2 separate regions of the Homo sapiens genome follow, and region 1 is linked to region 2. Evidence: read pairs that join two places in POLR2A ChIA-PET (ENCODE). Cell type or tissue: PC-3. All regions are shown on one strand. Links, peaks and the distances in the headings refer to the core of each region. The heading gives the core; the rest is flanking DNA. Region 1 has its middle 490 kb from the start of ANKRD30A. Region 2 has its middle 12 kb from the start of MIR4683.

The links. ChIA-PET counts read pairs that join two places held together with the same protein. Peaks named below come from ENCODE experiments on the same cell type or tissue, not always from the same donor. Only the 100,000 strongest peaks of a DNase experiment are listed, where the experiment ranks them.
Region 1: POLR2A ChIA-PET joins it to region 2 with 10 read pairs; 4 of 35 experiments call an interaction of 5 or more read pairs at or near these places.

What each region holds. Positions count from the first base shown.
Region 1 is chr10:36,627,867-36,644,247 of GRCh38, forward strand. No RefSeq gene overlaps it. Among named protein-coding and RNA genes, the nearest start is that of ANKRD30A, 490 kb to the right of the region's middle. In PC-3, for the core only: no CTCF peak of the experiment used is centred there; DNase peaks (open chromatin) are centred at 7,285, 8,715 and 10,795; H3K27ac peaks cover 4,708 bases.
Region 2 is chr10:35,621,935-35,637,544 of GRCh38, forward strand. No RefSeq gene overlaps it. Among named protein-coding and RNA genes, the nearest start is that of MIR4683, 12 kb to the right of the region's middle. RefSeq lists enhancers at 14,520-15,610, 15,561-15,610. In PC-3, for the core only: CTCF peaks have their summits at 10,297 (motif pointing right), 10,500, 13,759 (motif pointing right) and 13,970; DNase peaks (open chromatin) are centred at 11,827, 13,107, 13,817, 14,827 and 2 weaker places; H3K4me3 peaks cover 1,799 bases; H3K27ac peaks cover 5,076 bases.

The DNA of each region.
Region 1 (16,381 bases), core at 4,273-12,272, 1.0 Mb after region 2:
AAAATAATAATAATAATTCTTTAAGTCAATCACTAAACGATGCCTCACTTATAAATTTATTTCTATATTGTTTATGCTAATGGTCGTCAACAGTCTCTGTACACAATTGACAACGTCTCACTCACATGTCAAGAAAGTCAGCAATAGGACCATTATCTCAAGGGCCACAGTCACTTAGAAAAGAAAAATTCTGCCTCTGAAGATATTTGCCACTGGTTTAAAATCAACTAACTTATGTTCATTCACTCCTATACAGGTCTGCAGGCTGAGATTTGAAAGGTGGGAAGGAATGTTTTTATCCTGATTATAGGCAGATGGGAAGGAGTAAATAGTCCAAGTCACTTAAAAACAGAAGTTGAAAATAACATTGAGCAGCTAGAGTGGAACCAGTCTGTACCGCCATAACTATTCTGCTGCTTCTCCTCTCTCTGCCTTCACGGTGCCGGGCTGGCCTCTGCTCTCACTGCTGTTTCCTTGACAACCAAGACAAGATGTCTTCTTTTGCAAAGCAAATTATTTCTACTCTTGAATTAGAAGACAATTTAAGTTCTGGGGCCGGGCGCTGTGGCTCACGCCTGTAATCCCAGCACTTTGGGAGGCTGAGGCGGGTGGATCACGAGGTCAGGAGATCGAAACCATCCTGGCTAACACGGTGAAACCCTGTCTCTACTTTAAAAAAAAAAAAAAAAAAAAATTAGCCAGGTGTGGTGGCAGGTGCCTGTAGTCCCAGCTACTCAGGAGGCTGAGGCAGAAGAATGGCATGAACCAGGGAGACTGAGCTTGGAGTGAGCTGAGATTGCACCACTGCACTCCAGCCTGGGTGACAGAGCAAGACTGCATCTCAAAAAAAAAAAAAAAAAAAAAGAAGACAGTTTAAGTTGTATGTAATTGGAGGGAAGATATCTACACATCTGCAAGAATTGTGCTTACTTCTTATGAAGAATGGAGAACTAGGTATTAGGAAAGTAACACAGTATGCTCATGACAGATCAGTAATTACAAATAGTAAAATGCTTTAAATTTTCAAGTCAAAACAGATTTGTGATTAATAAAATTAATCTACCCAGCTGCCGTGGTCTAAAGGTTTGTTTACGCCAAAATGCATATGTGAAAATCCTAACGTCCAAGGTGATGGTATTAGGAGTACGGTTTTTGGGGGGTGATTAGGCCATTACTGCTCTTATAAAGCAGCCAAAGGAGCTCATTCACCCTTCTGCCATGTGAGGTTATAGTGAGAAGATAGCTGTCTATGAGGACACAGGCCTTCACGAGACATGGAATCTGCTAGTGCCCTGATCTTGGACTTCCCAGGCTCCAGAACTGCGATCAATAAATTTCTGTTGTGTATAAGCCACATAGTCTATGGCATTTTTTGTGTAGCAGTCCAAATTGATGAAGAGGAAAACCAATAACATTCTTTTTAATTATCAGAGAATTTTTTTCTCATACACTAATTTGCCCATGACATTCATTAGAGGAGATTATTTTAGCAAGTGTAGTACCCATGAGGTCAATAATATTGGCTTCTTGTCATTTATATTTATTTTTCTTCATCTGTTCCTAAAAGTAATTCAAAGAATTTTTTTAAGGCACAGAAAAATACAGTAAAAAAAATTTAAAAAGTAAGGAACCTTGTAGAAAATAGTAGAAAATGTTTCCATCAACCTGAAGTAAGCTGGCTATTGACTGTATATTTTAATTCTGAAGTTTCTGGTAGCAACTGCAAAAATAGGAAACATAATAGGCTCTGTCATTTTATTGTCCAATAAAACATAGCTTTGGGAGAATAAATCCTTTTCCGGTCATAAATTATGGGTACTCATCACTTGGATCCTTTTATGAGGGGCAGTAACAAACATGATTAACATTGATTTTGCAAACATATGGTCTAAGGGACTGCTTTTATTTTGACCGCTATCAACCCCTTATTTAAGAAAGTGCTTCTCTTTCAGCTCCAAACAAGAGCTTCCAATGAAAGTTACTGTGTTCTTACTTGATCATCTCAAGACATTGGTCTAAGAGAAAGAACCTAATCAAACTTATTTTGGGTTTTTGAATTTAGGAAATCTACTTGGTGGTTCAAGCCATAAAATATGAAATTGAAAACAATTAAAGTTTACATTTTCCATTATGAAGGAACTGAGTGTGATGAAAATGGAGTTGGCATGCTGAGAGAAGTCAATCAAAAAGAGAGAGGGACAGAGAATCTTGTCCCATTTTGCCTGCTCATGTGGTTCAACCCTTCCTATGGACTCTGCAGACTAGTAAGTTATCTCTTTAGTCTAAAGTAGACTCATTTGAAGATCTTTTATTTACAACTAAAAGGTTGTTGGCTAATACATGTGCAAAGAATAACTTATATGTCTGTAAATTCTAATGGGTGCTTTAATTTAGAGTTTGTTTCTACTTTACATAAAAAAATCACACACTTCATTCTTAGTTTTGGTTACACTTCTTTGAAAAATTGCACTGATTGGAATGGAAATTGGGCATGAGAAAGTATAAACAAACTGAACAGAAAGGCCACTGTCAAACTACACGTCTTAGTTCTCGACAGTGAATAATGTTGACCAGGAAGCAGTTAACATATCATGACTCTGCAATCAGTCACTGATCCTTGGTGCCATATTTGTTTTTCCTATGAGGATTATTATAGCGCTTTGAGTATGGTAAGCCTTAACTAGATACTTTCTGAGCAAACACAAAGTGAAGCAGGCACTGAGTTTTCTTACATTCAAAGCCATGAAATTAGCATTGTCAGCATGCACTTCAGGTTGGATGTAATAACCATGCTTCATGTTCATCTTGCATTGCATCATGTAAAACTGCAATCTTCTCATGATATACAATTACATCCCACCATATCTCTCTGATTTCTATTAGAACAGACACAAATTCTGTTCATGCTACTTTCATTATGTTTTAGTCTGAGTGACATCATAATTTACATGTACAATTCACTGAGAGCTTCTCTTGTCAAGAATACTCACCAATACTCATTTCCAGTCTATGTTGACTTTCACTGTTATTCTCTCTGCCCCAGACCAGTACAAGCCACTTTTGTGTTGTGTATGACATTGGATGTGCTTATTTTACTTATCCAGCATAAAATCGTATCACTTAGAAAGAAAATTTTTTGAGAATCCAAAAAAGAGATATATTACTTTCAGTTAGATTAACTTTATAAGCAAAATAGTTTTTCTTTAGTTTCTTTCTTTTTTTTTTTTTTTTTTTTTTTGAGACGGAGTCTCGCTCTGTTGCCCAGGCTGGAGTGCAGTGGCGCGATCTCTGCTCACTGCAAGCTCCGCCTCCCAGGTTCACGCCAATCTCCTGCCTCAGCCTCCCGAGTAGCTGGGACTACGGGCGCCTGCCACTACGCCCGGCTAATTTTTTGTATTTTTAGTAGAGACGGGGTTTCACCACATTAGCCAGGATGGTCTCGATCTCCTGACCTTGTGATCCGCCCGCATAGGCCTCCCAAAGTGCTGGGATTACAGGCGTGAGCCACCGCGCCTGGCCTCTTTAGTTTCTTTTAGCACTTCTAGGTCAAAATAAGAAATAGGAGGTGTGACCATTTTTATCAATTGTAAAAATGGAAGCCCCTGTTGTGTTAGACTCTTAATTCTTTCCTTCTGTTATGTGAGTTGTTTTGTTGATAGCTTAAAGTCCCAGATCATTTCCTGCCTGTGATTTCTGCGCATGGTGATGTGGCATTCTCCCTAAGGGATAAAGCATTGCCATCAATGGAAGGTTTCTTAGAAGAGACAAAGAAAAGAAAAGCATGTGTAAGACATGGAGAGTTCCTGAATGTTATGAACCTTTAAGAGCCAATCCCTCAAGATAAAGCTCAAATGGCTAACTGGGTCTAAATTTAAAAAGGAGCCAAAATGGGCCGGGTGCGGTGGCTCACGCCTGTAAGCCCAGCACTTTGGGAGTCCGAGTGGGGCGGATCACGAGGTCAGGAGATCCAGACCATACTGGCTAACACGGTGAAGCCCCGTCTCAACCAAAAATAGAAAAAGTTAGCCGGGCGTAGTGACAGGCGCCTGTAGTCCCAGCTACTCCGGAGGATGAGGCAGGAGAATGGCGTGAACCCGGGAGGCGGAGCTTGCAGTCAGCTGAGATCAAGTGCCACTGCACTCTAGCCTGGGCGACAGAGCGAGGCTCCGTCTAAAAAAAAAAAAAAAAACAAAGGAGCCAGGAGCCCAAATGACCATTTGCTGATTAGAGGTCACATCTTCCTCTGAGTTTCTGGAAAATACACACATCTGCTTAACTTTAGCAATTTCATAGCTGACTGTACATGTTCGTAACATCTGAAATAACCAATAGACTGTGGCTTGCACCCACCCATTAGAAGTAAGCAAATGTTAATCCTTTATTTACATGGGAGGACCTGACTGGCAACCTGGGCAAGAACATTCTCTATAAAAGCTAGACCCCTCATTTGTTCTCTGGAACATACCTTCGTTTTACAGAAAAGGCTATATCTCCTCAATTTGCAAACTGTTCACTGGAATAGTCTCTTTCCTCCAAATCCCTCTTTAGAGAACGTCTCTTCACAATGTGTTAGCACATTCACATACTGTTTCTGTATTTATATGAGAGCTTTGGATTCTTTACCTAAGTTTTTTGCTCTTGAAATCTTTTCCATGCTTTTCTTTGAAATTCCCTTCTTTAACTGGCATTTTTATTTGCATTGCTTCTTTTTGAATGTTTGAAGTATTTCTACAAACTTGGAATGTTTTTACAAGACTACTTCAGATCCACCTAGACGAAAAACTAAAATTTCTATTAGCTTTGAACTTGCAATATTTTAACACATTTTTTCTCTTATTTCCAACTTTTGAATGATCTAAATTCTCACATGTATAAATTCTGTTTTTTAAAAAAGCTTTCTTTCAGAACACTCTATAAAACAAGATGTGTTGTTTTATTCTCAAATGGAATACAATATTAGTATTAAAGGAGACTATAAAAATATAGAGTGGAGAGCTTTCTGAATAATTGTGATACAAGGTTGACAGAAATGATTTCTGTTTAAAAAGAACAAGATTGTGTTTCTATGTAAAATGGAGTCTGATTTTATATATATATATATATATATATTCCTATGTAAAGTGGAGTCTGATTATATATATATACATTTATAACCAGCCTGGCCAACATGGTGAAACCCCATCTCTAATAAAAATAAAAAAAATTAGCCAGGAGTGGTGGTGCGTGCCTGCAGTCCCAGCTGCTCGAGAGGCTGAGGTGGGAAAATCGCTTGAACCCAGGAGGCAGAGGTCGCTGTGAGCTGAGACTGTGCCATTGCACTCCAGCCTGAGCGACAGAATGAGACTTTGTCTCAAAAAAACCCATATATATATATACACACACACACTAAAAAATATACATATATAAAGTATATAGGTATATATAAAGTATATATATACTTTTTAATATATTTATATATAAAAGTATAATTTTAGTGTATATATATACTTTCATTAGTATATATATACTTTTTAGTATATATAAAAATATATATACACAAAAATGTATACACTAAAAAGTATATATATACTAAAAAAGCATATATATACTAAAAAAAGTATATGTATATAAAGTGTTTATGTGTGTGTGTGTGTATGTGTATATATATGTATGTGTGTATATATATACACTTTTTTTTGAGACAAAGTCTCATTCTGTCGCCCAGGCTGGAGTGCAATGGCACAATCTCGGCTCACTGGAACCTCTGACTCCTGAGTTCAATTGATTCTCCCACCTCAGCCTCCTGAATAGCTGGGACTACAGGTGCATGCCACCACGCCTGGTTAATTTATTATATTTTTAGTAGAAATGGGGTTTCACCATGTTGGCCAGGCTGGTCTCAAACTCCTGACCTCAAGTGATCTGCCTGCCTCAGCTTCCCAAAGTGCTGGGATTACAGGCGTCCGATTTGATATTAAAGGAAGATGGTGGACAGTGTGCTTGAAGGTATTAGTGGGAAATGGCTATTAAAGTGCATGCTAGAAAGTGTACTTAATGCACCATGCTAATATCTTGTAAATGTTGAGTGCTTTAAAAAAGCATAAACCTCTAGCAGTTTCCATGTAAGCCCTGCTCGTTCACTCTTTTCTCCTTTGGAGGACTTTCTCCTTTGACATTTCCTTCTTCTATTCCCTTGGACAATACTTCTGAAGCATGACGCTAGAGTGGAAAGAACATCTGGGTGAAAGTCTGCAGTTGTGATTGTAGTGTTGAGTCTGTTACACCTGTCTGTGCAACCCATGTCATTTAACCTTTGTTGACTCCCTTAAATAAGGGGAATGACACATGTGATCTCCTAACCCTTTATGTATTCATTAATGATAAGTACCATTCACTGGGTATATACTAATGATCAACACAGTCCCTGTCCCTGTCCCCATATAGAATACATTCATATCAGGAGATGGACATTTAAACAATAATTGCAGATTAAACAGTGTTAAAATTCAGAGAGCTATGATAACATAATGATGCCACCTCTACACCAGGGAATCAGATAAGTTTTTCCCAGAGAAACATTTTATACCAAAAATAAAAAATTTAGTTTGGAGTTAAATGCCTAGGGATGAGGTACAGAGGTAAAGTGGGAGATGCAGAAATACGTATTTTTTCTGTAGAGTGAATAACATGTGGGGGTCGGAGGCAGGAAGAAACAGACTACTCTTCAGAAATTATAGACCTCTCGACTTCTCAATTCTGTTCTGTCTCAATGATCCAGCTTCAGTTCCATATTATTTTTTCGAAACTTACCTTTAAAATTTCTTGCCTACCTTGACCATTTTTCTTCTTAAGTTTCCATTGACATGTATCATGTGAATCGTTGAATTTTAGCATTTGGTTATTTTTGCTTTGCCTCATCAAACATTTTCACATGTGTGTGTCCTGCATCCCTACATACTTTCAAGTTCAAAATGGATAGGACTGTGCTTTGCACTGCTTTGGTTTGCACCGTGATGTCTGTGACAGTGCTGGGCACTGAGCAGCCGCTAAAAATCATTCTTGTTGAATTTATTATTTCCTTTTACCTTAATGCAGACTTCCTGTCACAGCATTAGGGCCAAGAATAATTTACGGGTTGAAATGTTGATACAAGAAGCAATAGTAAATGTCTTATCAAATTGTTGGACCCTGTCATTCTTCATCTGGATTTAGAAAATAAAAAGATCCCTGATGATACCCCCAATTTCCTCTGGCAGTGTTTCTAAAGGAACTATCCTATGAGACTTCAGCATTCTGACTCATGACATTAATATCCTGAGCTCCTCAAGAAAATTAAGCATCACAGACCACAGGAAGATTCTGCTAAAATTGCCAAAAATAACAATACTTTTAGTTAGTACTCTTTTTCCAAGGTATTCAGCATCCAACGTGTATAGCAACTGTGTCATGTTTAAATCGTTTTGCTACGCTAATTGAGATATGAAGAAACAAGGATAGAAACATACAAATCATTTCTTTAGGTCTGAAAAGAAAGCTATTAGCTAGCCAAAAGCACAGACATTCCAAAATTCATAGTGTCAAATTAGTTGTGTTATTTTCTTATTTTTGCTTCTGGTGGAGACATCCAAAACTGATGGCTTAGTGGGCAGCAGTAATGAATTTTAATCCCAGGTACATTGCCAGCTTTAGGTCTTGTGCAAATGCCTCTGTGAAGTATTTTTCTGTGCCTATATACAATGAGGATACTGACACATCTTTATCATAAAATAAAAATGTGGAGTAAAGATGTAGCTAATATTCTACAACATAAGCATTCTTCCAGTTACTCATAAATCGATGCCCATTAATTGAATCATAGGGCAAGTACGTTTGTGAAGCTTACTAAATAATTTGTAGCAGGGTATTCTTTTTTTTTTTTTTTTTGAAACGGAGTCTCACACTGTCGCCCAGGCTGAGTGCAGTGGCGTGATCTCAGCTCACTGCAACCTCCACCTCCCAGGTTCAAGCGATTCTCCTGCCTCGGCCTCCCGAGTAGCTGGGACTACAGGTGTGTGCTACCATGCCCAGCTCATTTTTTGTATTTTTAGTAGAGACAGGGTTTCACCTTGTTAGCCAGGATGGTCTCGATCTCCTGACTTCATGATCTGCCTGCCTCGGCCTCCCAAAGTGTTGGGATTACAGGCATGAGCCACCGCGCCTGGCCCATGGTATTATTTTTTATAGAGAAGGATTCATTCTCCCTAAACATTCCCCGCCTACTCCTCTTTCTGTTGGGATTTTTCACATATCAAATTTGCAAAAATAAAACATGAAAGATGATTGTGAAAACAGAATTAAGTCGTATGATATTTTATTTCATTATTCTAAAGGTAATTGTAATCTATAAATTAGATGTCCCTGAAGTATTCGCAAAACACTCTTAAAAGCTTTTTGGATAAATGTGACAAAAATTACTTAAGTCAGGTTCCACTGAGAAACTGAGAAAAAAAGGAGAAAAATATTCCTTGAGGATTCAGATGCCTGAGAAAGATTTAAGGAGTTTTTATACTTTGATAGAGCTTTTAAGAAATGTTTTATCTATTTTATCTTTGCTCTGGCCACATACCGATAGAACTTGCAAACTGTTTACTTAGGAGTATGGATTTGTAATATTTTAACAGTAAAGTAGCACTCTGATTTCTAAATAGTTCCTGTGGTTACAATGAAGAAGGAAGGAAGGAAGGAAGGAAGGAAGGAAGGCAGGCAGGAAGGAAGGAAAGGAAGGGAAGGATGGAGGGAGGGGAAGGAAGGAAGGGAAGGAGGGAGGGATGGAGAGAGGGAGGGAGGAGAAAGCCTTTCAGAGTAGTAGGAAGCTGTCAAAATCTACTTAATGGAATCATTTGTAGATGGAATCATTTGTAGAGAATGTTTTTCCTTCCCCTCCAAGAAAGTTTTTGTTCTTGCTGATGGCTTTTCTATCTAGAATCCACAGATCTTCCACAGATTAAAAAACTAAAGTATAGAAAAGTATTCTGTGCAGGTGGAAGATTTGAAATAATTTATTGATGCTAAAACAAGATGTTTATAATACTTTTCCTCACTCCACCTACTACTTTGAACTTGCTCAGTCGGTGCCATTCTATTTAGTAAGGCTTAGAGCAAGTCAAATCAAACTTTGATTTGAATTTCACAAAGATTTGAAATTCTCTCGCAGAGATTTGAATTTTTCTCTCTCTCTTCTCTCTCTCTCTCTTCTCTCTCTCTCTCTCTCTCTGCCTTGCATTCTCTGAGAGAGAATACTTTTGAGTTAATCAGCTGGACTGTTTATGGGGGAGTAGTAGTTCCCTGTTTACATTATTCAGTAATAACTAAAAGTAGATAATTGAAGTATGTTTTATTAAAATGTACTGATGGGAAAGAGTATTTTAGAGGGTCCAAAGTGGAAATAAACATATATATTTACATAAATGATTTAGAAACATCAGGTTTTTAAAATGAATCTCCTCTCGTGGATTTGTAGATTAGAACTTGACTCACAGCTAAAAGCAGAAGCCATTTAAAAAAAAAGATAATTATTTCCTAAAGTAAACTTATTTCATGTAGTGCAAAACCTAATACAAGAAAGTGCATAATTACAAGTGTGTGGCTCAAAGAACTTTACAAAGTGATGCACCTGTGCAGGCAGCACAGATCAAGAAACAGCATTGAGCCTCCTCTCCCTCCTGCTCAGTCTTGGCCTCTCTCCAAAGCTATATCCTGACTTCTAATTTGACTTCCAGGTGGGTTTTCCTTGTTTTTAAATTTCTCAAAAGTGGGATGATACAGTAGGTTCTCTTTTATGTCTGACTTTTTAAATTCAACATTTTTCTGCAAAATCCATCCACATTGTTGTGAGTAGCTATATTTCATTCATTTTCATGGCTGTATTGTATTCCATGTGAATAGAGATTGTTTATTCAGAGTCTTATTCACAGACAGGTAGTTTCTGGTTTGGGGTTGATACCAATTGTGCTACAATGATAATGTTTAACATATTTTTTCTGAAAACATATACACATTTCTCTGGGGATGTTCCTTAGAGTGGAATTCCTGGGTCATAGGGTGTGAGTAATAGATATTGCCAGTAGTTTTTCAAATTTACACAACTGCCAGTAGTGTCTGTGAGTTCCAGTTGCCAAGCCAATCCTTGTATTTTTTTTTTAATTGCTATTCTGATGAGTGTGTAGAAATGTCATATCTGAATTTGTATTTTTCTGGTGACTAAGGAAGGCAAGTATCTTTTCGTGTGGATGCTGGCTGTTTGACTATCCCATCTTATGCAGCATCTCTTCCAATATTCTGCCATATTTCCATTTGACTGTCTATCTTTTTTTGAATCCTTCAGATATTCAGGATACACGTATAAAATATCTTCTTGTATTCTCTGGCTTTCATTTTTATTATACCAATAGTGCCTTTGGATTAACAGATTTTCTTACTTTAATGTATTCACAAGTATCAAATTTGTCCTGTTACAGTTAGGTGTTTTAATGTCCTGTTTAAGAACTATTTAACTCTTCCAGGGAAAAATATTTATTTATTTATTTATTTATTTAATGATTAACTGTATGTCTCAAAATGCGGGAAAGAAAGGATGCCTAGAGAACTAGCAACTATAGTACTCCACCCATGGAGTACTAAATTTTATGCAGTGTGCATAAAATTTAATTGGAGACAATGTACATTGAAAAGTCACATTTCTATAAAGCTGTAAATTAGACATAACATCTTCCAGGACTTAACCTACTCAGATGTTAGTAAGTTCAGTCTCAGCCATTTACATTTTTTTCTCATTCCCTGAATGGAAATGACTCAGATATGAATATGGATTTGGGTTTATGCAGTGCCAGAGGAAGAAAATAAAGACTGCTCCATGCCCTTTGTCGATATGGGCACTGGGACATCTTTTGCCTATTCTGAAAGAGGCTGTGGTGGAGGCTAAGCCCAGGCATCCATCCTTGGGGGCTGCTGTCAGGAATGAGCCTCCCTTCTCCCCTCTTTAAGATGCATGCTATCTTGCTCCTAGCCTCCTCCTCAAGCTGAACAAAGGCTAAAAATGCTTCAGACCTCATTTGTTACCACCTCTACCAGTCTTTCCTGTCTACATGCTTGGGGCTAAGGCAGCGACAGCTCCTTCAGTGAAGGTTAAGACACTGGTCAAAGAGAGTCTGACTTTTCCTCTATAGTGATGCGGGCAATGAAGATGGTAACACAACTTAACCTTTTTCTTAATAGTATGCACCAGTATAAAAGATAATTTTAAATATGAAGATATTCTGAAATCACATTTAGGAATAACATTAATTATGGTATTTAGATATTTACAAATATTCAGAATCTACAGTTTCCTTAATGATGCCTTAAAAAATATAGTATCTTTTTTCCTTTTTTTTTTTTTTTTTTTTTTTTTTTTAGACAGAGTCTCACTCTGTCACCAGGCTGGAGTGTAGTGGCGCAATCTCGGCTCACTGCAACCTCTGCCTCCCGGGTTCAAGCGATTCTCCTGCCTCAACCTCCCGAGTAGCTGGGATTACAGGCACCTGCCACTGCACCCGGCTAATTTTTATATTTTTAGTAGAGACGGAGTTTCACCATGTTGGCCAGGATGGTCTTGATTTATTGACCTCGTGATCTGCTCACCTCAGCCTCCCAAAGTGCTGGGATTACAGGCGTGAGTCAACATGCCTGACCTATAGTATCTTTTTTTTTTTTTTTGAGACGGAGTCTCACTCTGTCGCCCTGGCTGGAGTGCAGTGGCGCGATATCGGCTCACTGCAAGCTCCGCCTCCCGGGTTCACGCCATTCTCCTGCCTCAGCCTCCCCAGTAGCTGGGACTACAGGTGCCCACCACCACGTCTGGCTTAATTTTTTGTATTTTTAGTAAAGACGGGGTTTCACCGTGTAGCCAGGATGGTCTCGATCTCCTGACCTTGTGCTCTGCCCACCTCGGCCTCCTCCCAAAGTGCTGGGATTACAGGCGTGAGCCACTGTGCCTGGCCAGTATCTTTTTTTACTTTTAATTTTTTTAAAAAAATTTAGCAAAGGGGTCTCACTCTGTCACCCAGGCTAGAGTGCACTGGCACTATCATAGCTCACTGCAGCCTTGAACTCCTGGGTTCAAGCAGCCCTCTCACCTCAGCCTCCTTGGAAGCTGGGACAACAGCTGTATGCCACCAAGGCCGCCTTTTTTTTTTTTTTTTTTTTTGACGCGGTCTGTGTTGCCAAGTTTTTCTCAAACTCCTGGCCCCAAGCAATTCTCCTGCCTCAGCCTCCCAGAGCACTGTGATTACAGGTATAAGGTACCATGCCTGACCAAAAAACAGTTTCTAATATCATCAAGCTAGTGATGGAGTTAAATACGTAAAATGTAAAATTTTAAATCAGATATTCCCCTCACCCCACCATGGATATCACCTTTGAGCAAAGAAAATTTACAAAAAAAAAAAAGTCTTGGCTGGGCCCGGTGGCTCACACCTGTAATGCCAGCACTTTGGGAGGCCAAGGTGGGCAGATCACCAGTTCAGGATTTCGAGACCAGCCTAGCCAACATGGTGAAACCCCATCTCTACTAAAAAATACAAAAATTAGCCGGGCGTGGTGGTGTGCACCTGTAGTCCCAGCTACTCAGGAGGCTGAGGCAGGAGAATCGCTTGAACCTGGGATGCAGAGGTTGCAGTGAGCCCAGATCGCGCCACTGCACTCCAGCCTGGGCAACAGAGCGATACTGTCTCAAAAAAAAAAAAAAAAAAAAAAAAATCAGGGTATTTTTACTTGTGCTTTAAATAGCTGTCAGGCAAATATTGCATTAGAAAATATAGTAGTAATTTCATTTTTATATTTTTCCAAATAGAACTCCTGTAAGTATGTCTTCAATTAGAAATAGCTAGACATCCTCCAAATTTAGGATGGGATGAAGCAATGCCTGAGTGGCTCACTCTATATTGCGTGACCAGACTGAAGTTAAGGTCGTGAGTAATAGATCCCTGTGTTCTTCCTTAGGAGACAAAGTGCAGCTTGGGAAAAGCCTCTGATCTCCGCAGGTTAATCGCCTCCATCACTCTGTTCCTGAGAGACTCATGGCTGCAACTCTCTGGGTTCTTGCTTGAAAAATGCTGGGTTTCCCTTCTGTCCACCCATGACTCAAATCACTTTATCTCCCCTCCCTGACACCTCCTTCAATGATTAATTTTAGAAAATCTCATTAGCTTATTTTAAACAAAATGCTATTTTTCTTGAAGATTTTGAACTTTTTGAACTTAACTTGATAAATTGAACTTAATTTTACAAAACATATAAATAGGACAGAAATGAATATTCAACAAATACGCAATGAGGTGATCCATTGTTTTGTTTTTTGTTTTTAGTTTTTTTGAGAGGGCGTCTCCCTCTGTCGCCCAGGCTGGAGTGCAGTGGCGCGATCTCGGCTCACTGCAAGCTCCGCCTCCCAGGTTCACGCCGTTCTCCTGCCTCAGCCTCCTGAGCAGCTGGGACTACAGGCGCTGCCACCACGCCCGGCTAATTTTTTGTATTTTTTAGTAGAGACGGGGTTTCACAGTGTTAGCCAGGATGGTCTTGATCTCCTGACCTTGTGATCCGCCTGCCTCGGCCTCCCAAAGTGCTGGGATTACAGGCGTGAGCCACCGCGCTCCGCCGGTAATCCATTCTTTTAAAAAACAGCTTCCAGCATGAGAAGAGTAAAGCCAGGATATTTTTTAACCTGTTTCTTTCCTTAATTCATTTGTTACTCTCAACAAACGGTGACGGGGTTTTTTGTTTGTTTGTTTTTCTTTTTTTTTCAATTACACTTAACCTTGTGTTTATTACTAAAGAATTCAAAATAAATATGCCACATACTTTGTTTGGATGGCTCCTAAACAATCACTGGCTTGCAGCTAACCCAAAAAAATGTGCCATCGATTTTGGTGATTTGTTTGTACTTGATAAGTCATTTTTCTTCTCTTTCTGCAGATCCCAAGCCCATGACCTTTCTTTCTCCTTACCGCACTCCCTCATCATGACAGACAGGGCAAATAGAACCCTGTGCTGGGAACAGAAAGAACACTGAGTGGTTTTAAAAGGTTATCTCCATCTCCCTCTGCATTTTAAACAACTTAACATGAAATACTGGATTTAAACACACACACACACACACACACACACACACACACACACATACACACACACACACACATACACACACACACAGTTATCCTGATTAAAACAGGTAAAGAGCGTAGTGTGCATTGTGATTATTTCCTCCAGTATTTCTCATAAGTACACGAATATGTCAATAGACTCTCATTGTTCTTGTATATACCAATTGTAAGATGACGTGTTACAAGGATTCCAAAAGATATAACTGTAACGGATTAGAATAAAATACCCTGGTGACCCAGTTCCCTCAAACTTCCAAAGCAGTAGAAAATCTAGGAAAAACTAGCTTTACCAAAAACAAATTAACTAAATCCTCATAGCAATGTCAGAATCAATCCAGTGGCACCCAAAAGCTGAAGATGACTAATTATGTTTTTTTTAATCCAGATTACTCTATTTAGATGACAGAGTTGTATTTTACAAAGTCATTGTATATAATTATGTATTATAGTATATATTATATATTTATACATGTATATTTCCAAAATTTTAGCTAAGTAGAGATTTTCTTTCATAATCTGTAAATAAAATAAAATCACATACTGTTACTAAAGAATGGAAAGCACTAGATTAAAGCATCAATATAAAGAACAGCCATTTTATATGACAAATATAATAAAATATTTTCTCCTTTAAGGTATCTTCAGCTAACCTAAAGGAAGGGTAAAATGTTGTTGTTAGATAATAGCAAAATGAGTAACAAATACAATAAGCCTTCACAATTTGGTTTTGGGTTATTTTTTCATAATCATTATTTGCATCCCTTTTTATCTAGCCTAGGGGATAGTCACACTGGCTTTCAGCTGGTAAGAATTTGCTCTTCTTTGTGTAGGAAAGTTTACTCTGCCAGAAATAATCTTTTTTCTGCCTTTTCCACGTGAAAATCTTTTATGTTCTTCAACATCAGAATTAGTCCTATCTAATACCAAAATGTTTGAATTTATAGAGAGGAGGAAACCCTTCCGTATGAAGTGCCTAGCACTCTGCACTTTGCTTTTGGTTCAATTCTCATTCTACCTCTTGGCATGTGTGATCTGTTATAGCTTCAAGAGTACTTTTTTATTTTTTTCCTGAGTGATTGCTACTGATGGACCATCACTAATTACAATGATTACAAAATTGTGATGTTTTTCTTCCATGCAAAATCTGTTTGGTTTTATCGAATCTGCTCACTCTCATGGGAGTATATTGGGCATGTGCGTGGCATCTTTCCTGTTCATCGTGGGAGAAAATGATTAGAAGCAAGCCCTAGACACTATTCTCCCAGGCCCGGATGGACTGTCACTGCTGGCAGCTTGATGTGTCCCCAGGTTGAATTTTTAGGATCTCCTTCTTGCTCATTGGGGTGGCCATAATGCATTTCTAGCTCTCAGCCCCATTTGTGAAAACATGTTTATTCCCCTCTAGTGGATTTTTTCAAGCATCAAGAGCTCTGTGGTTTAATTACTGGTCATATATTACTAAGACAGTGCTGTGGTCTGAATATATTAATATGTACTCCCCACAAAATGCTTATGTTGAAATCTAATCACAAATGTCATGATATTAGGAGATGAGGCCTTTATGAGGTCATTTGGTCATGAGGGCAGATCCTTCATGAATGCAGTTGGCACTGCTGTAAACAAGGCCCCAGGAGCTGCCGCATCTCTTTACACCATTGGAGTATGCAGCTATGAACCAGAACGTGGCCCCTAACCAGACACCAAATCTGCCGGCACCTTGATCTTAGACTTTCAAGCCTCCAGAACTGTTCAGAAATACATTTCTGTTGTTTAGAAGCCACTCCGTTTACAGTATTTTGTTATGGCACCCTGAATAGTCCAAGATATATAGTAACTATAGATATATTTGCTGATAAATTTGCTTTTCTCTTTTAAAAGTCTATTCATTTTCCTGAAATCCTGATGATGTTTTACATAGCCTCAATATTTTTTTCTTGGCAAAAATATAGTTGCTGAATTCTTAGTAGGTAGTTTCAGCAATAGTCTGGTAAGATACATTTATTTTGAAAAATAAAAGGAAAAACAGAAAAAAAAAGAAAGCAAGAGACAGAGTTTGAGAATTTGGATTTTGTATACACACAGATTAAATTTTCCAAATAATCCTTCTCTTCTCCTTTCACCTTTGTCTATATATTTGTACAACTGAAAGCCTCCCTCCCAAGACTGCCACTCTTTCCCTAACCAAAAATGAAGTATATTCTGGAAAATAAGGGAAAAAATATAATAAA
Region 2 (15,610 bases), core at 7,611-15,610:
CAGGCAGCGTTTTGTGCCTTGTCTGGACTTTCTAATTTAACCCATCATCACACCCCTTTGAGACAGGCACAGTTTTATAGTGGGACTCCATGTACAGTTGAGGAAACTGTGAATAGGGGATGTTCTGCAAAGTCCAAGTTCCCACTGTAGCCTCCATATATGGTGTAGTGTCAGGACCGGATAGGTGTTCAATCAACAATTTTTTGAGTTTATTTTATTTTACTTTATGTATTTATTTTTAGAGACAGGGTCTCACTCTGTTACTCAGGGTGGAGTGCAGTGGCATGATCTTGGCTCACTGCAGCCACAACCTCCCAGACTCAGGTGATCCTCCCACCTCAGCCTTCTGAGTAACTAGGACTAAAGGTGCATGCCACCATGCCCAGCTAATTTTTAAAAACTTTTAAATTTTTGTACAGACAGAGTCTTGCTATGTTGCCCAGGCTGGTCTTGAACGCCTGGCCTCAAGTGAGCCTCCTGTCTGGCCTCTCAAAGTGTTGACATTAAAGGAGTGAGCCGTCATGCCCAGCCTGAATTAGTTTTGATATAAGAGAAATGCAAAGCCCATGAGGCAGAGGCAGCACACAGGGAAGGTTTGTAGGCAGAAGGTAAAGAGGGAAGCAATAACAGAATAGTTGCGAGAGTTGACAGAGGATCCAACAGAGAACACAGGTCACGGGATTGGCTTTGAGGAGAAGGGAGAAGACTCCTTCAGAGGAAAGGGGCAAAGATGGGAGCAAACGAGGCTGTTCATTGCAGGATGAGGGGTTTCTAGAGGCCAGTGTGGTAGGGGAGAGGGTTGAGGCACCAAGAATAGCAGCTTTGGGAAGAGTCAAGTTAGCTATTGCAATAGCTGCTGTAAGGACTGGGGAAGGAAGCTGACCAGGAACACACAAAAAATCACCTGGTATCCCATGGCTGGAGGAGGAGGGTGTTCATTGAGTGCCTACTGCATACTGAGAGCACAGGTCCAGGCATTCAATCCTCTCAGTAGCCCCATGAGCTCTATTTTACAGATGAGGAAACTGAGCCTCACTGGTAATTTTCTCAGGGCCACACACAGGAGGAAACTGGAGTCAGAATCTAGATGTGACTTTGAAAACTCGTGTTCTCGGCCAGGAGCAGTGGCTCACACCTATAATCTCAGCACTTTGGGAGGCCAAGGGAGGAGGATCACTTGAGGTCAGGAGTTCATGACCAGCCTGGGCAACATGGTGAAACCCCGCCTCTACTAAAAATACAAAAATTAGCTGGGCATGGTGGTGCGCACCTGTAATTCGAGCTACTTGGGAGACTGAGGCAGGAGAATCGCTTGGACCTGGGAGGTGGAGGTTGCAGTGAGCCGAGATTGCGCTGCACTCCAGCCTGGGTGACAGAGTGAGACTCTGTCTCAAAACAAAAACAAAACCAACAAAAACAAAAAACAACAACAAAAAAACCTTTTGTTCTTTCTCCACACCCTACCGCCCCTTGCAAGCTTTTGGCTTATAACGGGAGAAAAGCCCTTCCCACACCTTAATCAACCCTTGGCTTGCTCAAGGCTTTTTCATCACTTTTTTTCTGGTCCAAGAACAGAGAGAGGATGCTTATGGATTACCTTTGCCAACTTCTGATTTTGTAATCATAAGAGGATTCGCAAGCTGAGAATGCATCCAGTGCTTCTCTCTTCCTATCAAGTGTGTAGAAGTTTGCATGCACTTGGTCCCTTTATCGGATTCCCAGCATGCACAGAATCTGCTCTGGGCATGAGTAAATTAAACCTTGTTAATTACATGTATTAGTCCATTTGTGTTACTATAAGGGAACACTTGAAACTGGGTAGTTTATAAGGAAAAAAGGTTTATTTGGCTCATGGTTCTACAAGCTGTATAGGAAGCATGGTGCCAGCATTTGCTTTTGGGAAAGCCTCAGGAGGCTTCCACTCATGGCAGAAGATGAAAGGGAAGCAGGTGCATCAAAGGGCAAGAGAGAGAGCAAGAGATGCCAGGGTTCTTTAAACAACCAGCTCTAGCATGAACGAACAGAGTGAGAACTCACTCACTACCATGGAAGGGCACCAAGGCATTCAAGAGGGATCCACCCCCATGACCTAAACACCTCCCACCAGGCCCCACCTCCAACACTGGGGACCCCATTTCAACATGAGTTTTGGAAGGGACAAACTTCCAAACTATATCATTGTCTTTTTATAGAACTTAAATACCAAAAGTGATGTAAAACCTCCCCTAGCAAGCCATTAAGACAGAGGTGTGAAATGTTATGTCTGTAACTCTTGGAATTTTTTTCTAGTTGGGTAGGACCCACTTATGGTTGGTATTTGAAATTACCCACCAAAGCTGTGCACAGTAGCTCATGCCTGTAATCCCAGCACTTTGGGGGGCCAAGGCAGGTGGATCACTTGAGGTCAGGAGTTCGAGACCAGCCTGGCCAACATGGTGAAACCCTGTCTTTACTAAAAATACAAAATTAGCCAGGTGTGGTGAAAGGTGCTTGTAGTTCCAGCTACTTGGGAGGCTGAGGTAGGAGAATTGCTTGAAACCGGGAAGTAGAGGTTGTAGTGAGCCGAGATCACACCACTGCACTCCAGCCTGGGTAGCAGAGCGAAACTCTGGCTCAAAAAAAAAAAAAAAAAAAAAAAAAAATTACCCACCAACGACTCAGGTTTTGAATTAAGTCTTGAAGCTGGGATCCCTTTTACCATCCAAATGCCTTGGGAAGAAGGCCGGCAGAAGGCCTCCCTGTGTCAGCTCATTACCCACTGTTGAGCATGACAGCTTAGAGAAATGATGAGAAAAGGAGGGGGAATATGAAATGAGGGCCTGTGTGGACTTCACGGGGTTGGAGGGGAGAAAGAGTTGGCACCAAAGAGGCAAGAGGAAGAAAAGGAGAACAGACTGGAGTCACAAAGACCAAGTTTGTGTAAGAGACAGCGAGAGACAAAGAAGGGAGCCCAGGCAGGGAACAGCGGGACAGGCGGCTCCTGTGCTTGAGGAGATCAAGGACCAGAGGTTCAGGACAGTGCGTTTGGAGTTGCAGAGAGGCTGGGGGAGCAGCACGCTGGCTAGGGTGCAGGATGGAGCCTGGTGGCTTTGAACACTTGGGGGAATGGTGGTTTGCCTTGTGAGTGTATGATCAGAGGGGACTAAAGGGCCCAAGTCAGGACTAACTGACATGTCAGCAACTTCATACCTCCAATGGGGCCATCAGAGGTGCAGCAGACTCCTTTGGGTCAGGCCAAGGTCAAGGAGTTATGCAGCTTCCTCAGTGGTAGGATGAATGGGGTGTTGAAAAACTTCCCTGGGCAGGTGGACTCTGCCAATACCCTGGATGTGTTTCTGACACCAACACTTCTTTCTTTCTTTCTAACTTTTATTTTAGGTTTGGGGATACAAGTGCAGATTTGTTACACAGGTAAATTGCCTGTTGTAGGGGTTTGATATACAGATAATTTTGCAATTCAGGTAATCAACATAATACCCAAAAGGTAGTTTTCCAATCCTAACCTTCCTCCTACCCTCCATCCTCAAGTAGGCCCTGGCATCTGTTGTTTCTCTCTTTGTGTCCATGTGGACTCAATGTTTAGCTTCCATTTATAAGTAAGAACATGTGGAATATGGCTTTCTGTTGATGTATTAATTTGCTTAGGTTAACGGTCTCCAGCTCTATCCATGTTGCTGCAAAGGACATGATTTCTTTCTTTTTGATGGCTGCTTAGTATTCCATGGTGTATATGCATTACATTTTCTTTATCTAATCCCCTGTTGATGGGCATCTGGGTTAATTCCATATCTTTGCTATTGTGAAGAGTGCTGCAATGAACATGCGTGTGTCCGTATCTTTATGGTAGGATGACTTTTTTCCTCTGGGTATATACCCATTCATGAGATTGCTGTGTCGAATGGTATTTCTATGTTAAGTTCTCTGAGAAATCTCCACACTGCTTTCCACAGTGGCTGAACTAATTTACCTTCCCACCAGCAGTGTAGAAGCATTCTGTCTTCTCTGCAACCTCACCAGCATCTATTGTTTTTTGACTTTTTAGTAATAGTGATTCAGACTGGTGTGAGATAGTATCTCACTGTGGCTTTGATTTACATTTCCCTAATGATTAGTGATGTTGAGCATTTTTTCATATGCTTGTTGGTTGCATGTATGTCTTCTTTTGAGAAATGTCTGTTCATGTCATTTATCCACTTTTTAATGGAATTTTTTTTTTGCTTGTTGATTTGTCTAACACCAATATTGCTTCGCTTCTTTTTTTTTTTTTAATAATTTTTTTAAGACTGAGTCTCACTCTGTTGCTGAGGCTGGAGCACAGTGGCACGATCTTGGCTCACTGAAACCTCTGCCTCTCAGATTCAAATAATTCTCCTGCCTCAGCCTCCTGAGTAGCTGGGATTACAGGTGCATGCCACCACACCTGGACAATTTTTGTATTTTTAGTAGAGACGGGGTTTCACCATGTTGGCCAGGCTGGTCTCGAACTCCTGACCTCAGATGATCCACCTGCCTTGGGATTACAGGCATGAGCCACTGTGCCCGGCCTAACACCAACCTTTCTTAATCAATTTTTACTTATTAGGCAGTGTTTGGACATAAATCATACTCTCTATATTATATTTTTTATACCTCACAGAAAGCCTGGTATGGACAGGATGTGTATTTTGTTTTCATTTTCTTGGAGTCTTGATGGGATGGGTTAGCAAGAGATGAATAACACATTTCACAGTAAATAAAGGATACAGAATGGCACTCAGGACTGGAGAGAGAAATATGGAAGTCACCTAAGAGAAGGTCACAGAAAGAGGGCGGGGGTTTACTCCAGAGACATGCTTCACCTGCTTCTCAAATTGGTTCCCAGCCCAAGTTCAGTAGGCTGTCTCCAATAGTAGATTTAGAAACAATTATAGCAGATTTGGAGGCAAAGTTTAGACCTGGAAATCCCATGAAATAAAGAGTGGAATGGCATCCAATTGTTTTGATAAAGTCTTGATTGTGCTCGGGAAATAACACCGCTGATAACCCAAATGGAATTAACACCTTTTGTCATTAACTTGACACTTCTCGCACAAGCTAATGAACAGCTTATAGTAAGCTCAACTGGTAACTTTAGGGGCCTAGAAAACTGGGTTATTGACTCACTTCGGACCCACCCTTCCTTTATTGAATTTGGAAACATCTGTGTGAGTCTTGCACTAATCCTTCTTGAGTTGGCGCAACACGATGGTGTTGGAAAGTTTCACGGAATTCGCCACATTCATCCTTTAATTAGACTAAACTTGGATTTAAAAGCTTCTGTGTGATTTGAAAAAATCCAATCTTTGGTCTCAGACTGCTAAATCCTTTGGGAATTTTGAAGTGCAAATACACAATCATAAGACAGTGTAAGGTTCTGTTAATCTTAAGAATATGTGAGTCATTTTAAACCTAGAGTATTTCAGATTTAGTCATTTCCTTCATATGAAATCCAACTTTCCAGCATAAAAATTATAAAGCATAGATACAGTTTTCCAGCATGTAGAATTACAAGCCTAAAATATGAAAACTGTGTGTGGATGAAATATTGCTAATGTGGCTGCAGCATTTTGTTGAGATTTTGATTTTAAAAATATTTTTTACTTCATCTGAACTTTTCTTTTTTTTTGAGACAAAGTCCTGCTCTTTGACCCAGGCTGGAGTGCAGTGGTGTGATTACAGCTCACTGCAGCCTTGACCTCCAGGGCTCAAGCAATCCTTCCACCTCAGCCTCCTGAGTAGCTGGGACCAGAGGCACACACCACCACACCCAGCTAATTTTTAAATTTTGTTTTGTAGAGGTGGGGTCTCCCTTTGTTGCCCAGGCTGGTCTCAAACTCCTGGGCTCAAGAAATCCTCCTGCCTTGGCCTCCCTAAGTGTTGGGATTACAGGCGTGAGCCACCGTGCCTGGCTGGTCTGAACTTTTCTTCTCATAATCTTTCTTCTCTATTCTTTCTTGCTTCTCTTTTCTCACTGTTCAGTTTTACATATGTTCATTTTCTCCATGGATCAGTTAGTTTCACACAAAGAAAGTTTCTACAGCTGAGTAGGGTCCTCCTAAAGTTCCCCCACCCCCACATTATGGTAGTCAATGGAGACACTGAAAGTAATTCCCAGTTCTTTGGGCAAAGTAGTTTGCTCAACAAATATGTATTGAATGGATGAGTTTTTTGAACGGCACAAATTTAAAGGCAGTACAAATTTTATTTTTTGAGTAGGTTAAAGCACTTATGTTTAACCATTCTCACTACTTTGGAAGTCACAGACATCTTATTGAACAGTATAACATCTTGAATTGCCTTCTTTTTTTGTAATTAGAGATTTATCTGTTTATTTTTGAGACAGGCTGTCCCCCAGGCTGGAGTGTAGTCTGGTGTGATCTCGGCTCACTGTAGTCTTGACCTTCCAGACTTAGGTGATCCTCCCACCTCACCTTCCCAAGTAGTTGGGACTACAGGCATGCACCATGACAACCAACTAATTTGTGTTTTTTTGTTTTTTTTTTTTTTTTTAGAGATGGGGTTTCGCCACATTGTCCAGGCTGGTTTCAAACTCCTGGGCTCAAGTGATCCGCCTGCCTCAGCCTCCCAAATTCCTGGGATTATAGGTTTGGGCCATCATGCTTGGCCTGTAACTAGAAGTTTAAAATGTACTATTTTTATTTCAATAGTGTCATTTGTTTCTTAGAAGACTCATGTGAGAAGGGCAGACCAATAATTAGTAGCCTCATTTCATAGATGAAGAAAAACAGGTTCAGAAAAGTTAACAAGATTTCAGGCTCATAAAACACAAGGGCAAGAGTGCAGCAGTTTGACCTTCATTAGTTCTTTTTATATTTTACTTTACTACCTTCAGTAGAAAGCAGAGGTAACTATGGCAGAGAGAGGGGGGACATGTGACTGTATTAGAGTGGAGAACTGTGGAAATCATTATTGCCATTTAACAAATACTTCCAGTTTTTCTTTTTCTGGGCAAGTCGTAGGATTAGTTTCCTGCACCATTTGGGGTGCTATATGCCTATACGACTTCCTTTGTCAATGACATATGTAGGTCTTTGGCCAATGACACATGTAGGTATGACATGTGCCTTTTCCAGGCAGATGCTTTAAGGTTCAGTGCATGAATTGATACATTCCTTCCCCACTGATGCAAGGATTCTGGAAACACATGCCAAGATTAACTTTAGTCAAACCGGATCTTTGAATGCCCAGGGTGAAGAGAATCTCTTCACTGATATGCACGGGACATATGTAAAGTCATAAATTATTTTTTGTTGTGTTCAGCCTCTGAGATTTTGTAGTTGTTGTTTTTGCAGCAAAACCTAACTTATTCTGATTGATATAGAAATTAAGGAGCATAAATGGGTAAAGAATGCATGGATCAATGGGTGGATGGATGGTTAGATGAATGAATGAATGGACCAACATAATAATTAGCAGCATGGTGGTTCCTCAAAAAGTTAAAAATGGAACTATCATATGGTCCAGGAATCCCACTTCTGGGTATATATCCAAAAGAATTGAAAGCAAGGTCTTTGAAGAGAGATTTGCACAGCCATGTTCGTAGCAGCACTATTTGCAATGGCCAAGAGGTGGAAGCAACTTGAATGTCCATCCATGGATGACAGGATAAGTAAAATGTGGATGCACATACAATGGAACATTGTTCAGCCTTAAAAAGGAAGGAAGTTCTGACCCATGCTACAACACGGATGAACCCTGAGCAAATTATGTTAAGTGAAATAAGCTGGTCACAAAAAGACAGATACTGTCTGATTCCACTTATATGAGGTACCTATTGTAGTCAAATTCACAGAGACAGGAAGCAGAATGGTGGTTTTCAAAAGTTGGGGGTGAGGAGAAGGGAGTAATTGTTTAATGGATATGGAGTTTCAGTTTTGCAAGATGAAAAAGTTCTGGTGATCCACAATGTAAATACACTTAGCACTACAGAACTATATACTTACAAATGGTTAAGATAGTAAATACAGTTTATGTGGTTTTTTTTTGAGACGGAGTTTCACTCTTGTTGCCCAGGCTGGAGTGCAGTGGCACGATCTCGGCTCACTACAACCTCCTGGGTTCAAGCGATTCTTCTGTCTCAGCCTCCTGAGTAGCTGGGATTACAGGTGCCTGCCACCATGCCTGGTTAATTTTTGTATTTTTAGTAGAGACAGGGTTTCCCTATGTTGGCCAGGCTGGTCTCGAACTCCTGACCTCAGGTGATCCGCCTGCCTCGGCCTCCCAAAATGCTGGGATTACAGGTGTGAGCCACCACACCTGGCCTGTGTGTGTGTGTGTGTGTTTTTACCACAATAAAAATTAAATAAACAAAACAAAAATGCACATGGAAACATTTTTATTTAAAACAATAAAACAAAAACTTTTTTTTCTTTTTTTGAGATGAGTCTCACTCTGTCGCCCAGGCTGGAGTGCAGTGGCACCATCTCAGCTCACTGCAACCTCTACCTCCCAGGTTCAAGTAATTATCCTGCTTCACCCTCCCGAATAGTTGGGATTACAGGCATGTACCACCATGCCTGGCTAATTTTTGATTTTTTTTTTAGTGGAGCTGGCGTTTCACCATATTGGCCAGGCTGGTCTTGAACTCCTGGCCTCAAGTGATCCACCTGCCTTGGTCTTCCAAAGTGCTAGGATTACATGCGTGAGCCACCATGCCTAGCCCGATAAAACAAACTCTTTATTGATGGCACCTGGCACTTACTCATCCAGGCAGGCACTGTTCTTTGCATTTTATCTGTACCGGAAGTTAATCCTTACAACAACCCTATAAAATAGATACCGTTCTTATTCCCATTTTACAAAGGAGGAAACTGAGGGAAACAGAGGCTGAGTAACTTGCCAAAGATCATTCACTAAAGGAGCCAGGCAGTGGGGTTGAGTCTGCTCTCTTAATCCCTCATTGTTACTGGCTTTCTGTAACTTCCTGGAGATTTTCTAAGTTAATTAAGTTAATATGGTGTTCATTAAGAGATATTTTCCAGAATGATTAAGTTATTAGCTTCTTTTTGGCTCACACTGAGTATGGCCAAGAGGCGTTTTTTGATGATATTGTGCAAAGTTTGCATCCCTGTTGTGGGTTTAACAACCTAGGACCCTCTGTTTGGGCTTTTTCTTACAGAATAATGATGAATGTAGCAGTGAAGCTCTAACATCATATACATCAGCCAGAGTCAGGAAAACCTCCGCACTTACTTGGGAAAGTGGATTTCACTTTCTGGGGCTTTGGTTAAGGACTCTTAACTTCTTGTATGATACCCAGAGACAGAGCAGATTTCTGCACCAAATGAATGCTATCTTATAATTCTACAACTTTAACAATGTGCTAGCATGAGGTAAGGTACTATCAGGTTCCTTTTAAAGAGGTGAGGTGAAGACACATGTATTGACACGCATTCAGGATTCCCCTGACCCACTGTTGGCTTGACCCTTGCTTCCTGGGCTACAATACGACCCTGCACCCAGTCTTAGAAAGTCAGGCCTGTCTTTGGTCTCTGCAGACTGACTGAGGTTTCATTTCCAGCTGAGTTGGTCTCAATACATAAACATCTACTGAACAAGAAGAGAATATTTTATTTTATTTTATTTTTTAAATTCAGGGAATACATGTGCCAGTTTGTTACATGGATATATTGTGCAATACTGAGGTTTAAGCTTCTATTGAACCTGTTACCCAAATAGTGAACATAATTCCCAATAGAAAGTTTTTCATCTTGCCCTCTTTTTTCCCTCCCACTTTTGGAGTCCCCAGTGTCTATAATTCCTGTTTTTATGTCCATATGTAGCCAATGTGTAGTTCCCCCTTAGAAGTGAGAACATGTGGTATTTGGTTTTCTGTTCCTGTGTTATTTCACTTAGGATAATGGCCTCTAGCTGCAACCATGTTGCTGCAATGGACATGATTTCATTCTTCTTTTTGTGGCTGCATAGTACTCCACAATGTATAGCGTACCACATTTTTAAAATCCAATCCACTGTTGATGGGCACCTAGGTTGATTCTATGTCTTTGCTATTGTGAATAATGCTGCAATAAGCATATGAGTGCAGGTGTCTTTTTGGTAGGAAGATAATATTTGAATATCTTTACTAACTAACACATCCACCTTATTGATTCCTCCTAACTTCACAGGTTGGGTTTAATTTCTAGTTTAATAGAATTATACCCTATGTGCACAATTCTTTGTTATTTCCTTATAGGTGAAAAAACAGTTATCAAAAACTGTGTACTGAGAAGTTCTTTCTTGGGGCCAGGTGAGGGCACTCCTGTCATCTCCCAAATACCTCTCAGGGTGACAAAAAGAAAAAAATAACTGCTTTTGTTTAGTCAAGTTAGATGACAATAGCTAGTTTGCTTAGCTAATTTCTATTTCTATATATCTATATAGATCTATATGTCTACAGATCTACAGATTTATATATCTATAAATACATCTACATATCCAGATCTGTATCTGCATATATTTCACTTTGGATGATAATACCACATTCAGTTACATTCACTGGTTTTCAACTCTGGCGGCACATGGGAATTGCCTGGGGAAGTTTTAGAAAACTTTGAATTCTCAGCTGGCACCCCCCAAAATTCTGATTCTGTTGGTTTGGGGTGCAACATGGGCATTGGTAATGATAAAAAAAAAACAAAAACATACCCCAAGTGCTTTTAACATGTAAGCATGGTAAGAACTACTGCTGGAGTGCTAGTTAATTAAAAATGGGCTTGTTAGGGGTGAAAATATTAGAAATTGGTTTTCTAATTTAAATCAGTGTATGATTCACCTGCATGATAAACATGGTGCTATAAAAGCATGCGTTTGTCCCCTGTGAAGAATGGCTGTGCCCCAGATTCGGAAAGCTATCCAACTTGGGTTGTTTCACTAACATTGATCCTAACTTTGCCTTTTGTCCTGGGGCAATTCCTTCCTTCCACCTTTCTCTGGCTACTGGCTGACCTTTTCAGCTGCCACCCATGCTCTTGGCCCCCTCCCGGGCACAGCCTGCAGCATGAGTCTGCTGGGCCAGTCAAGCTCTTCCTCAGGTTGCTCTGTCATTGCAGAGATTTCTGGGACGCTCTCTTGGGTTCCCTAAGCCCTTTTCTCTCCCTGATCCCTGCACTGGCCTTCACGGCACAGTGGTTCTGCTGTTTCTCCTTCTGCCTGGCCGAGGCCAGGCTCTCCCTGAAAGGCCCTCAGGCCTCTGCCAGCCAGGGCCAACACGTTCCACATTTGGCCCCTCTCCCCATGTGAACTCAATCAGTAACAGAAGCCCATCTGACTAATAGAGGATTAGTCCTCTCTCACACTGCTATAAAGATACTCCCTGAGACAGGGTCATTGACAAAGGAAAGAGGAGTAATTGGCTCACAGCTCCGCGTGGCTGGGGAAGCCTCAGGAAACTTACAATCATGGTGGAAGGTGAAGGGGAAGCAGACACATCTTACACAGTCACAGGAGAGCGAAAGAGAGAAAGAGGGAAGTGCCAGACACTTACCAAACAAGACCACTTGAAAACTCACTCACTATCGGAACATCAAGGGGGGGAATCCGTCCCCATAATCCAGTCACCCCCCACTAGGTTCCTCCCTTGACATGTGGGGATTACAATTCAAAACGAGATTAGGGTGGGGACACAGAACCAAACCATATTACTCCCAGTCACTGTGCCTTCTCACTAAGCTAGAACACAGACTCTTAAATGTGGAATTTATTGGAACACGGTGGCTGTAGAAGGCAAAAGGCAGGTGAGCTGGCCTAAGTTGGCCAGGATCCCAAGAGGCAAGCCTTTCCACAGTGCTCCTCTTGTCTCTGAAGGATGGGCGTTCACATTTCCTGTGTAGGCCACCACCAAACTGTGAGAGAACTCTGCTATGATTCTGTAACCAGGTAAACACAGCCCTGGTAAGTTGCTGTATCAGCTATGAATGCATTTTTTTTTTTTTTTTTGAGATAGACTCTTTCTCTATTGCTCATGCTGGAGTGCAGTAGCAGATTCATAGCTTACTGCAGGCTTGAACTCTTGGACTCAAGCGATCCTTCTGTCTCAGTCTCCCAAGGGACTACAGGCATGCATTACCACACCTGGCTTTTTATTTTTTTATAGCGATGGAGTCTCATTATATTACCCAAGCTGGTCTAGAACTCCTGGCCTCTAGTGATCCTCCTATCTCGGCCTCCCAAAGTGTTGGGATTACAGATGTGAGCCACCACACCCAGCCTGAATGCACCTTGTGGTGGCCTCAGAGGTCTACACAGAAGAGTGGGACTGCTGGAAAAGATCTACAGAGACAGGAGTGACAAGTAGGCTTAGTGGCTTCTAGGCCCAGCTGTGCTCCTGACTGTGTGATGTTCAGTAAGCACAGTTGTTTTGGGCTTGTTTTCTAACCAGTGAAATGTGGGATGGTGTGCTAGAACTTCCTACCCTTCGGTGTGCCTGTGAAGCTTGGGGATCTTGTTAAAATGCAGTTTCTGATTCAGTAAGAGAGATCTGAGATTCCACATTTCCCTAATGCCACAGGTTCTTGCCCCTGCTCCTTGTTCATGGGCAGCAAGATTCTTGCCCCTGAGGCCTCTGAACTCTGTAAGTCCTCCAAGATCTTATGTGGTCCTTGGTCACAGTCTCCTCCTTCCCTCCTATCCCCACTAGACATTCCAGTCCTCAGAAACCTCATTTCTCTGCTCATCCCTTTTTTTTTTTGGCAAAGTCTTGCTCTGTCATCCAGGCTGGAGTGCAGTGGTGTGATCTCAGCTCACTGTAGCCTCCGCCTCCTGGATCAAGCGATTCACCTGCCTCAGCCTCCTGAGTAGCTGGGATTACAGGTGCCAGCCACCACATCCAGCTAATTTTTGTATTTTTAGTAGAGACAGAGTTTCACCATGTTGGCCATGCTGGTCTCAAACTCCTGACCTCAGGTGATCCGCCTGCCTCGTCCTCCCAAAGTGGTGGGACTACAGGCGTGAGCCACCGGTCCTGGTCCTGCTCATCCTTCTTTAAGATCCTGTTCTTCCTACATCTCAGTGCTGTGTCATCTTCCTTCCCGAGGGCTCCAGCATTCCAACGCAGATGCTCACCGACCTTGTTTTCCAGCGAAGTTTCTACTCCTTGGTGTGTTTCCATGAACACCTGGCTAGGTAAAACGAGATGGCCTGCGTCTTGCTCACCCTAACAGCACTCACGTGCAGTACTGACGGACATCCCCTGGACTCAGAGTTGACCTCTACATGAGAAATTGTAAAGCGGCACATTTAATTAAGCAAGCCAACCACATCCCACCTCAAAATACTCTTTATTATTCATCCTTTCTTCCATGAAAGCTTTGATATGGTGGATCTTTGGTGAGCATCCCATTCTTTAAATAAAAGTAACTCAGAAGCTAATTTAAAGAAGATATGCTCTTGGAATTTAACGCAGCTCTTGGAATTTAACGCAGCTTAATTACATTTTTAGCATAATGGTCATATGGAGGACTTAATGCAATTGAAGTTAATAAAAGTATTATCACTGTGCGGGAATGTCTTGCGGGTCCTTAAACTTCAGTGTGCACTGATGCAATTTTGGAGCGCTTCAGAGAAAGGATTCAGAATTATGAATACAAAATGTTTGCAGGTCCTCTGGGCGGAGGCTGTGCCTGTGCCTAGGCTAGCTCTCCATGTGCTATTTTTGAATGAATGAATTGAATGAAGGAACCTCCCTAACTTCCTGGTTCTGGGACCCCGTACTACCACCAGATGGCAGTATAGTATCAAATGTGGAAAGCGGATAGACACTTGCACTGATTTGCTTTTTATGTCTCAACAGAACGTTTGCACCTACACTTTAAATTGCATCCCGTGCTCTGCAACTGCTCCTGGTTTTCTTTTGGCAAGACAATCTCACTCTCTTTGCCCAAACTCTGAAGTATTACAGGCACCAGCAATGCGGTCAGTGCAGGTTAAGAAACTGTAATGTGCCATGGTTTACTCCTTAAACTTTCTTATCAACTTTTTTCCCTTCTGTTTCATGGTACTTTCAAATTGCATTTATTATAAAGCAAATAGAAAGTGTTTCACATAACTTCTCCCACAAGCAATTTTAATGAGCTTTGGCTTTAGTAATGGTTTTAATCATGTTAGACTTGATCTTCTAGCCACACAGCAACCACATCAACCCCTCTCCCAATTTGACAAGATTTTGAAAAACTAACACTTGTTTTATGTAATTAAAGACACACCTGTATAGCACACAGAGGTGTTCATTTGTCTAATGCAATTGGCCAGATAGAGACTCGTTTCTTTCTTCCACCCTAAAATCAATTTTGGGGTTTTGTTCCCTTAGTAGATACCATCTGAGTACTGGCAAATATGCAACTCAAGTTTTAGCTTTAAAGGCAAAGAACCAGCACTTATGTCTTAATACCATCTCTAAAATCAGTCTCTAGTGATGACAGATGCAGGTCTTTTTATTGAGAACTGTCCTCAGAATTTAAATTGGGTTTTTTGTCAAATAAGTTCGCTTAAACACACATACATCTTGAGTTATCGAATATAGCATTTTATAATGATATATTGAAGAATAAGGTAAAAAGCTTCAAAGCTGGACATTTTCCCACTGTGCTATATAGTTGAAAATGCGTCAATAATGACAATACTGCTACATGAGAAAGCCAACATGCTAACTTGTGTCTTGTAGCTTTCTCTCCATCCTTCATATGTGGTAAAGACTCTGGGATCTGCTCTCAAAATTCTACTTTATAACTGAATATAAAAAGTTTATGGCTGGCATATGTATACTATACATGAGTCAACACGTGGGTTAGATGTAGGCCACTGATAGGTACCTAAGTTACAAAATAATTCTTTAATGAGTAAAACTACTGGAGAGGTGAACACTTTTACAGTGTCTCTGGCTTTAAAAAATAAGATTGGCATGATAGCTAAAGCAGGGGTTCTAATTGCATAACTTAATTAACACCGAGACTTACTCTGAAAAGGATCTGCAAAATGTTACTACTATGGAGATCCTATGCGAAGCCTCTTACATGAGAAAGATCGGCCAAGAAAGTAGCGTCCACTCTATTAAAATTTTTTTTAGCCACTAAAGATTCCTATTAGGTAAAGTAAGGAGAACAAACATTTTAGCAGGATGTGCAGAACAAAGCCCCTCCCATCCCACAATGATTGATGCCCCATCATTAGCAGGGTAGCTGCCCATTTCTTATCTTGATTGACAGGTTAATAAGGGACCTGGGGCTATCTTTTCAGTATTAACACACAATCTTACCAATTACTTTTAAATTATTGCTAATCTGTCAGAAAATAACAAGCATAAGGAATAAAAATATCCGCGAAACAGAAACGTCTGCTGAAGCAGCTTTTACTTCCGGTGCCTTAAAAGGTTCAGTTAGAAAACTTGCTAGAATTTAGTCAATAGAATTTAGGCACCGGCAATTTTTTTAAAGAAAAACTTGTAGTTTATAATAGTTCATTGGTTCAATTAGGAGCGAAAAAGAAGGGAGTTTTGTAATGCAATTGTCCAGCAAAGGAAAACGCTTTAAATTGGGGGATTATGTGCGCAGACCACCTGTGGGGCATTCAGAGCCCT